Regions from separate parts of the Homo sapiens genome. Here region 1 is linked to region 2. The links are chromatin contacts, found by Hi-C or POLR2A ChIA-PET in ENCODE. All regions are on one chromosome and are shown on one strand. The core of a region is the stretch at or near the end of the contact, and the rest is flanking DNA. Distances in the headings are between cores, read along the strand shown. Region 1 overlaps TRAF3 (TNF receptor associated factor 3). Region 2 holds the start of HSP90AA1 (heat shock protein 90 alpha family class A member 1).

Region 1 (4,429 bases), core at 59-2,558, 720 kb after region 2:
TACAGAAATTCAGTCTCTTTAGTCATTAAACAGCAGAGGGCACTTGGAGGCTAGAGTGCCCAGAAGTCCATCAAGCCAGTCTGGATAAACCCTTCCCAACATGCCATAATTTACATCAAAACTTTGGTTAGCAGAATGGGAATTTTTGAGTAGATACCATTAGAAAAATAAAATAATTTTCCAGCTGTGGTTCCCAAGTTCCCCAAACTTATGTCTTTAGTCCAAGCTGCCCCTTGAGCTTCAGCTTCGGACCTGCATATTTATTTAACAGCTATTGAGTCCTTGGTATGTGCCGGGCACCCTCCTGTGTACCAGGGCATGGCAGGAAATGATATGGGCAGCTCCCTGTAGTCATGAGGCCTGTGTTCTAAGGCAGACCTTGAAGACAGGGAAGTCCATGTGCTGATTCCAGAAGAATAGAGGGGGCCTGGCAGGGCTGGGGGGAGGTCAAGAGTGGAGTGCTTCATACAGCTGGTCTCAGAGGGGCTCATTGTCCCGGACCTGCAGGACAAGGAGGCGTTTTGTCCACAAACCTTGAGAGTGAGTGAATGGGGCATGACTGGGGCCACTGGGTGTTATTGCTTGAATGACACCTAACCTGTCTCTAGTGAAGCTCTTGATTCCTCCCTACCCCCATCCAGATGCTAGAAGACTGGGGAGCATTTCTTGGTCCCTCTTCTCTCACAATCTGTCGTTGGTGCTCACTTCTGCACCCTGTTTTCCCACGTCCCTGGTCCCCAGCCCAGGCAAGCCTTCTGCTGATGCCGGTGGCCCCAACTTGTCTATCCACTTCACCCCAGTTTTCTCCAGGCCTTTCTCCATGCTGCTGTCAGAGAGATCTAAACATAGGTGGCCTCCTGCCCTTCCCTGAAAACCCTTTACGGCCTCTGACTGCATTCAGTGCACCCTGCATTCCTCCTGATAAGGTCTTGCGTCTCCCTGCTGCCCCAGCTTCAGCCCCAGGAGCCTGCCTGCCCAGGAGGCCATCATTGTTCCCCCTGGACACTGCCTGTCCTGCCTGCTGCCTTGTCCTCCTTTCTCCAGGGGCCTGGGGCCTCAGTCTCTCCATGCCTGCACCTGGAGTCCTGTTGCCTGTGTCCTACAGTTTCCTCCTCAGCCATCCCCACAGGGCTGTGTCCCTTTCTACTAGCCATGTTTATTTTCTTGTGGAGATGGGGTCTTGCTATGCTGCCCAGGCCGGTCTTGGTCTCCTGGCCTCAAGCAGTCCTCTTGCTTTGGCCATCTTTAGATGATAACTCACTCACCTGTGCTGCCTTTCACTTGGAGGATGGGTGGATGATTCACAGGGACCTGCCCTCCTTCCCGCAGAGTTGGGGTTTTTGTGTAGGGGATTTTTCTGTCAGTTATTTTTTCCTCACCTTTCAGAGTATTAAAAGAACTAAGCCATTAGTGGTGAGGCATGAGGGCAGCGACCACAGCTCCAGGGGAGCTCTCTTATCCCTACAGCTGGCAAATGTTCCACCCTGTTTTTATGGCACACAGAAAGGTAGGCGCATAGTGATGTTGTTAGTAAGCTTTTGAAGTAGAGCATGGTGAGTTAGTTGGCCTTTTTACGAAAAAGGAAATGGAAAACTAGCACCATGGCCTTGGCATAATTACTCCAACATGCAAATCAGTACTGGAAGGAAGTTGAGGCAGCATACCTCTATGCTCCACTAGTCCTTAAGACACGTCTGAAAGAAATGAAATTTTATTTTGTTAGAGGTGAAGGAATGCATGGATGGAATGCATGGTCCAGGTGTTTATAACTGTGCATTTATTTGGCGGTTGTTTTGGATGGACAGGAAGTGGGAGGGGAGGGCACAGAGAGTCACTTTGGCCACGTCCCTGGTTTGCCACAGGCTGATACTGGAGCATTCCTAAGTTTCGCAATGGAGATGGATGTGAAAGAAGAACACACTAGGCCAGGTGCGGTGGCTCACACCTGTAATCCCAGCACTTTGGGAGGCTGAGACAGGCGAATCACCTGAGGTCAGGAGTTTGAGACTAGCCTGGCCAAGATGGTGAAACCCCACCTTTACTACAAATACAAAAATTAGCCGGGTGTGGTGGCACATGCCTGTAATCTTAGCTACTCAGGAGGCTGAGGCAGGAGAATTGCTTGAACCCAGGAGGCAGAGGTTGAAGTGAGCCGAGATTGTGCCACTGCACTCCAGCCTGGGCAACAGAGCGAGACTCCATCTCAAAAAAAAAAAAAAAGAAAAGAAGAACCATACTAGTCAGGTGCTAGAGGGCTTCCAAGGCAGCCTCCAAGGGAAGGAAATGTCTGAGAAGTTATTTAAGAGGATTTGTTGGAACAGAAAAACTTCCAAATTGGTCTAGAAGGTGGACCCTAGCTATAGACGCATTTTACAGGACATAATGTAAATATTAAAGGCACATTTTCAGTATTTGGGGAAAATATGTCCTCTGAGTCGAATGACCAATGGCTGTTTCTAGAAAAATTTTAGTTGTAGTTTTAATTTGATTGTCTTGAGCATGGTGATAGATTGACTTTTTTTTTTTTTAAGACAGTCTTACGCTGTTGCCCAGGCTGCAGTGCAGTGGCACGATCTCAGCTCACTGCAGCCTCCACCTCTTGGGTTCAAGTGATTCTCCTGCCTCAGCCTCCCGAGCAGCTGGGATTACAGGTGCGCGCCATCACACCCAGCTAATATTTATTTATTTATTTATTTTGAGATGGCGTCTCGCTCTGTCACCCAGGCTGGAGTGCAGTGGCGCGATCCCTGCTTACTGCAGCTTCTGCCTCCCAGGTTCGAGAGATTCTCCTGCCTCAGCCTCCCAAGTAGCTGGGACTACAGGTGCGTGCCACTACACGCGGCTAATTTTTTGTATTTTTAGTAAAGACTGGGTTTCACTGTGTTAGCCAGGATGGTCTTAATCTCCTGACCTCGTGATCTGCCTGCCTTGGCCTCTCAAAGTGCTGGGATTACAGGCATGAGCCACTGTGCCTGGCCGCACCCGGCTAATTTTTGTATTTTTAGTAGAGACGGGGTTTCACCAGTTGGCCAGGCTGGTCTGAAACTCCTCACCTCAGGTGATCTGCCTGCTTCAGCCTCCCAAAGTGCTGAGATTACAGGCGTGAGCCACCGCGCCTGGCCTAGAGTGACTTTCTTAAAGCTCTGTGTCTCCTGGAAATGGAATGTATCCCAAATGAGGATTATTTTTAAGCTTTATAATAAAATCTTTCACAGCATAGACTTTTTTTTTTTTTTTTTTTTTGAGACGGAGTCTTGCTCTGTTGCCCAGGCTGGAGTTCAGGGGCGCAATCTCGGCTCACTGCAAGCGCCGCCTCCCAGGTTCATGCTATTCTCCTGTCTGTCTCCTGAGTAGCTGGGACCACAGGCGCTCGCCACCACACCCGGCTAATTTTTTGTATTTTTAGTAGAGATGGGGTTTCACCATGTTAGCCAGGATGGTCTCAATCTCCTGACCTCGTGATCTGCCCGCCTCGGCCTCCTAAAGTGCTGGGATTACAGGCATGAGCCACCGCGCTTGGCCCACAGCATAGACTTTTAAAGACCATGTAGGCAAGAACAGATCTTTAAAGGGAAACCTCAGTTTGGCTTTTGAAAGTTCATCTGATTGAAGTTAAACTGATGAAACATACTCCATCCATGCATTACCAAAAACGTTGGAGCACGGCATGGCAGTAGTATCTAAAACAGATTGGCAAACTATGGGTCTAAGAATAGTTTTTATGTGTTTAAAGGATTGTAAAAATAAGCAAAGAAGAATATGTGACCCATGAAACATAAAATAGTTACTGTCTGGCTCTTTATGGGAAAAAAGTTTGCCAACTCTTGGCTTAAAGGGTCAAGAATGCTTTACCAAAAAACAAACAACCCCCTCCCCCCTACAACTGTAATGTTTGAGCAGGAGTTTTACAAGATAAAGAATTTTGATCTTGAGGGGATTTGGGTGAGGATGGGGCGGTGCAGTGGGAGAGAGAGTATAGATACTGTTCATCACACCCAGTGCAGTCGGCTCTGGTGGGAACATAGGGTGACCTCAGTGTGTGGTGAGGACAGTGATCATGGCCCCTTTTACAAGTTGAAGCTTAGTTCTGGAGTGGTGGACCATCAGAAGCTTTTAAGTAGGAGAATGTCAATGTCATAAATTAGAGTTAATTGTGAGAAATTGAAATAAGTATTCCATTTTTTTCTGAGATGTGCTCTCCTGAACTTATAAAGTAGTTCTTCAGAAGTGTTTGCAGTGTTCACAAGACACTGGCTCTGTGGTATTTGACATGCAGATGGGCCCAGAATTCCTGACTTAAGGCTAAAGATTTATCTTGAGCTTATCATGATGTGGGCTTATGATTGTTTTGATCAGCAGCTGACATCTGTGAAGCCTCAGTGATCCTATAAATTGAGGAACCTGAGAGAATCAAGAGAAAGACAACAAT
Region 2 (4,604 bases), core at 1,109-3,608:
CTGCCAAGTGATCTTCCCAGTCATTGGTCAAGCTCTTATAGAATTCTCCGTACTCCTCATTAGTAATATCGTCGGGATTTCTGGTCCAGATGGGCTTTGTTTTGTTGAGCTCTTCTTGATCGATGTACTTTTCCTTAATCTTCTTCTTCTTCTTCTTGTCACCATCCTTCTTTTCTTCTTCCTCATCAGAACCAACATCTTCAATTTCAGGTTTGTCTTCCGACTCTTTCTCTTCTTTTTCTTTTTCTTCTTCTTTGTCTTCCTTTTCTTCAGCCTCATCATCGCTTACTTCTTTATCACGTTCCTTCTCCACCTTCAAAAGAAAACACGAAATCACATCACTGCTGCACTCCAGAACTAAGCGACAGCGCTGCACCACTATTTTCAACCTAAGGCCCAAGTCTAAATTAGCCAACTTGAGAAGCACCCAGCTTTTCATCAATATTTGATACATCCACTTAATAGCCCGAGGAACTTTTACAGAGTTAGGTAGTAGAGCTTAGGTTCCCCAGGCTTCAGACTAGTTGAACAGATCTAGGGACTAAGGATGTAGTACAGTCACCCCAATCACCTACAGACAGAAATTCACTCTGCAATTACATAAAAACTTACAAAAAGAGTAATGGGATATCCAATAAACTGAGAATGTTTCTTCACAATCTCCTTTATTCTTCGTTCCTCCAAGTACTCAGTTTGGTCTTCTTTCAGGTGTAGGATAACTTTTGTTCCACGACCCATAGGTTCACCTGCAAGAGAAGAAAGAAAAATTGACTTAATACATTCAATTTAGTGCTCAACGCCATGCCTAACACCCTTATAACGTGTCTATAAAGCAAGGTTTGCCGTTACTACAGATGCAAAGGCCACCACAGCAGAACCTTTTGGGCAAGGTGCCTCGCCCAAAAGAACCGCCCACCAAGTCATGCCATTACACTAATTAAGTGCTCTAGCTTGTTCCTGATCGTTGGGCAAACACAAATTCTGTAAGCTTCACCGCATCCCCAGGGGTCCAAGGGTTGCAGCACCCCACCCTTCCACCGCTCACTTAACCAGTGAATGTTCAGGTGCCTACCTGTGTCTGTCCTCACTGTGAATGATCCCCCTGCTGAGGACTCCCAAGCGTACTGCTCATCATCGTTATGTTTGGTGATCACAGTTACTTTCTCAGCAACCAAATAAGCAGAATAAAAACCAACACCGAACTGGCCAATCATAGAGATATCTGCACCAGCCTGCAAAGCTTCCATGAACGCTTTGGTCCCAGACTTGGCGATAGTACCAAGGTTATTGATCAAGTCAGCCTTGGTCATTCCAATTCCAGTATCCACAATAGTGAGAGTTCGATCTTGTTTGTTCGGTATAAGGTTAATATGCAGCTCTTTCCCAGAGTCTAATTTACTGGGATCTGTCAAGCTTTCATACCGGATTTTGTCCAATGCCTGTTAACAAAAAATATTAATTTAAGCATACAGCACCCCCAAGAAGTTCACACTGAAACCAAAATCCGATTCTGGGTTAATAAGTGACTTACATCTGATGAATTTGAAATGAGCTCTCTCAGAAAGATCTCTTTGTTCGAGTAGAAAGTATTGATGATCAATGACATCAACTGGGCAATTTCTGCCTGAAAGGCGAACGTCTCAACCTCCTCCTCCTCCATCGGTTGGTCTTGGGTCTGGGTTTCCTCAGGCATCTGGAACGACACCGCGCCGGTTTAAAACCTTGCAGGACGTCTACAGAGGCAACACGAAATTCCATCGCGTTCTCCAAATATTTTTAAAGCCGAATTGGAGATTTGCGAAGTTTAAGTAAACCGAAAATAGAAGGGCGGCTGACAAAGGATGACCTCATTTCGGAGCGCGGCAACTACCACGAGCGTGTGCGCGCTTCCGGGAGGCCGCCGCAGGCCCGGGCCCAGTCCCCCGCCGCGGTCCCCAACGAACACCCCGGGTGCCCTCCCGCGCGGGCTGCGGCTCCGCCACGGCGGCCTCCTCCGCCTGCGCCCCCAGCGGGGCCGGGCGGGGGACCCCCGCGGCGGGGCCGCTCTGTTCGCGTGCGGCGCCAGCTCTGGCGCTGCTGCAGAGCCTCGGGGAGCCCGCGGCCGCCCGGCCCATTCCTGAAGCGGGGTGCGGAAACCGCAGCGGTCCCGAGGCCTCCGGAATAGAAAGCGCGGCCGCCCGGGAGCGCGGCCCTGGCTGCTTCAGGGATCTGGTCCGGCCCCCACAGCCTCCGCCCCGCGCCAGCCGCCCCCAGTCCCGGTCCCCAGTCCACCTCCACAGGCCCCCACAACCACCCGTCACCTTGGCTAAGTGACCGCACAGGACCAACGGCACAGCCACACCGGGACGCTGAAGCAACTGACGCGCCACCCCCGCGCCTGCCTTATATAGCGACGGGCCCGCCCAGCGCGCGGCGCTTTTTCCAGAAGCCTCCCGAACCTTCCGGAAGAACCCTCCCCAGCCGCCGCCGCGGCCGCGCGCCTACGCATGCGCCGTTGCCGCGGCACCCCGCCCCCGCGCCTTCCTGCGGGCGCGCGCAGGCCCTGCTCGTGGCCCGGCCCGGGCAACCTTCCCTCAATCGCCGCCGCGCGCCTCTCGCACGCCCCCGCGCCGGCCTCAATGCGCCTGCGCGGCCCGGAATTCTCGGGAAGGTCCGGGCGCCTTCTGGGGCCGCCCGCGCCCTCCGCCCTGCACCCCCACCTGCCGCGGGCGGGCGGAGGGCACGCCCGGGCGTGGGGGCCTTTGAAGTGAGGTGTAGTTGGTCACCCGGGCTGAGCGGAACGCGGGGCCGGGGTGGGAGGCGCGCCTGGAGGGAGGGTCGTGCGTGGACGGAGAGCGGCCCGGGTCTCACGCGCCCGGGAGACTTCCGGAGCCGTCGTCCTGACTGGCGCCGCGCCCGCTGCCAAAGAATCCAGCCGCAAGCGGCGCCGGGATCGCGGGGCTCTGCCCTCTGGGGGCTGTTAGCCTCAGGCTGCTGCGCACTGGGGAGGCTGTCCCGCGGCCTGCGCGCTCGGGGATTCTCCAGACCCACCGCTGGCTCGGGAGCGCTCCCTACTTTTGGGTTCCCCGAAAGCCATGTGCTTCATACTTAAGGGTCCCTTAGCTTGGGAATCGGGGACTTGGTGAACAAATTCATGCTTACCCAGCTACACCCGGCATGATTTTGAAAAGCCCATCGTTTTGCCGACCGATTTGCGGTCTCCAAATTAAGTATCTAACACTTTGGTGATTAACTTGCCCTAAAAGGTTTTTTTTTTTTTTTTTTTCTTTTTTTTTTTTTTGGACAGGCTCTCGCTTTGTCGCCCAGGCTGGGGTGCCGCGGCGGAATCTCGGCTCACTGCAGCCTCGACCCTCCCGGGCTCAGGTGATCCTCCCGCCTCAGCTTTCCCAGTAGCTGGGACGAGCGTGGGCAGAGGACCACAGGCGCGGACACCACACCTGTCTAGTTTTTGTATTTATTTGTAGAGTCGGGGTTTCACCATGTTGCCCAGGCTGGAAAAGCCAGTTTCTACATGGGAATTTTCGGATATTTTGGCCAAGGCCAGCTGTGGGAACCTTGGAGGCATTGGGGTTCCTTCGACCTGGCTTCCCTGCCTAGTCCATGTCCTCTTCCTCTTTGTCTCTGGCGCCTCCCATGATTGGGCCGCCTCCTGCCTAGACTCATAGCCAGGCCCTCGGAATAATCTGAAAGCTCCTTGCCGTGTAAAGAAACGATGGAACTACCTCCGCTTCCTGGTCTTTAGGGAAACGCAACTTGCTCAGGAGCAGGGGTTTTCAGACTGCGGCCTGGGACCCCCTTAAGAGCGTGTGAAATCAACATAAAGCGTCTTGCCTGGCATTACAAAGCGGGGGAAGTGGAAGGAAACTAGCAGCCACGTGGCGCGGGCCCCAGCGGTGGTGACCGGGTGTGTGCCTGGTCCTGTGGTAGCTGTTGCGCAGCCTGGGGGCGCGCCCCCGGCCCAGGCTTTCCTACAGCTGCAGCCTGGACTGGCGGGGAGGAATCCGGAAGCAGGAAGAGCGGTGAGCGGGTCGCTGAAGGGGCGCAAGGTCTTCCCTGGCGACTGCCGCCTTTGCCTGTTTCCTTCCTGTCACCACCAGCCACTGTCCCCGCTCTCCTCACTTGTAGGAACTTTTCCTACCGCAGTTTCTGCCATTGCCCAGGGGGTTTGAGATATAGAGGAGCCATCCAGGGCCCTAACTCTGACGTTCTTTTTTTTCTTTTCTTTTTTTTTTTTTTTTAGACAAAGTCTCACTCTTGGTCCCCCAGGCTCGAGGGCAATGGCACAATCTCTGCTCACTGCAACCTGCTCACTGCAACCTCTACCTCCTGGGTTCAAGCGATTCTCCTGCCTTAGCCTCCCGAGTAGCTGGGATTACAGGCACCCACCACTACGCCCGGCTAATTTTTGTATTTTTAGTAGAGACGGGGTTTCACCATGTTGGCCAGGCTGGTCTCGAACCCGTGACCTCAGGTGATCCGCCCGCCTCGGCCTCCCAAAGTGCTGGGATTACAGGCGTGAGCCACGGCGCCCGGCCAGCTCTGACATTCTTTGTCCTTTGTTTTGGGGACCTTCATTTACCCCCATTTCTCCAGTGAACCTGCTC

The links. A loop is a pair of places that touch in the nucleus more often than their neighbours do. ChIA-PET counts read pairs that join two places held with the same protein, here RNA polymerase II (POLR2A). Pooled maps may share reads with other maps.
Region 1: a loop to region 2 is called in a pooled map, with 5 times the contacts of the local background. The contact joins the enhancer-like site here to the promoter of HSP90AA1 in region 2. A Hi-C loop is called at or near these places in 5 of 50 pooled maps. POLR2A ChIA-PET finds 5 or more read pairs at or near these places in 2 of 52 experiments (BJ and activated CD4-positive, alpha-beta T cell).

What each region holds. Positions count from the first base shown.
Region 1 is chr14:102,806,308-102,810,736 of GRCh38, forward strand. All of the region lies in intron 1 of TRAF3 (TNF receptor associated factor 3), which reads left to right. Among named protein-coding and RNA genes, the nearest start is that of TRAF3, 31 kb to the left of the region's middle. RefSeq lists a silencer at 3,377-3,536. Within about 2 kb of position 1,309, at least 7 of the 41 ENCODE cell types and tissues checked have a DNase peak (open chromatin) inside an H3K27ac peak, as active enhancers do.
Region 2 is chr14:102,084,686-102,089,289 of GRCh38, forward strand. HSP90AA1 (heat shock protein 90 alpha family class A member 1) reads right to left here and starts at 2,359. Exons shown (of 11, transcript NM_005348.4): 1 at 2,301-2,359; 2 at 1,532-1,693; 3 at 1,073-1,439; 4 at 613-746; 5 at 1-313. The coding sequence starts at 1,693. RefSeq lists an enhancer at 1-234 and silencers at 1,947-2,236, 2,277-2,806, 2,867-2,916.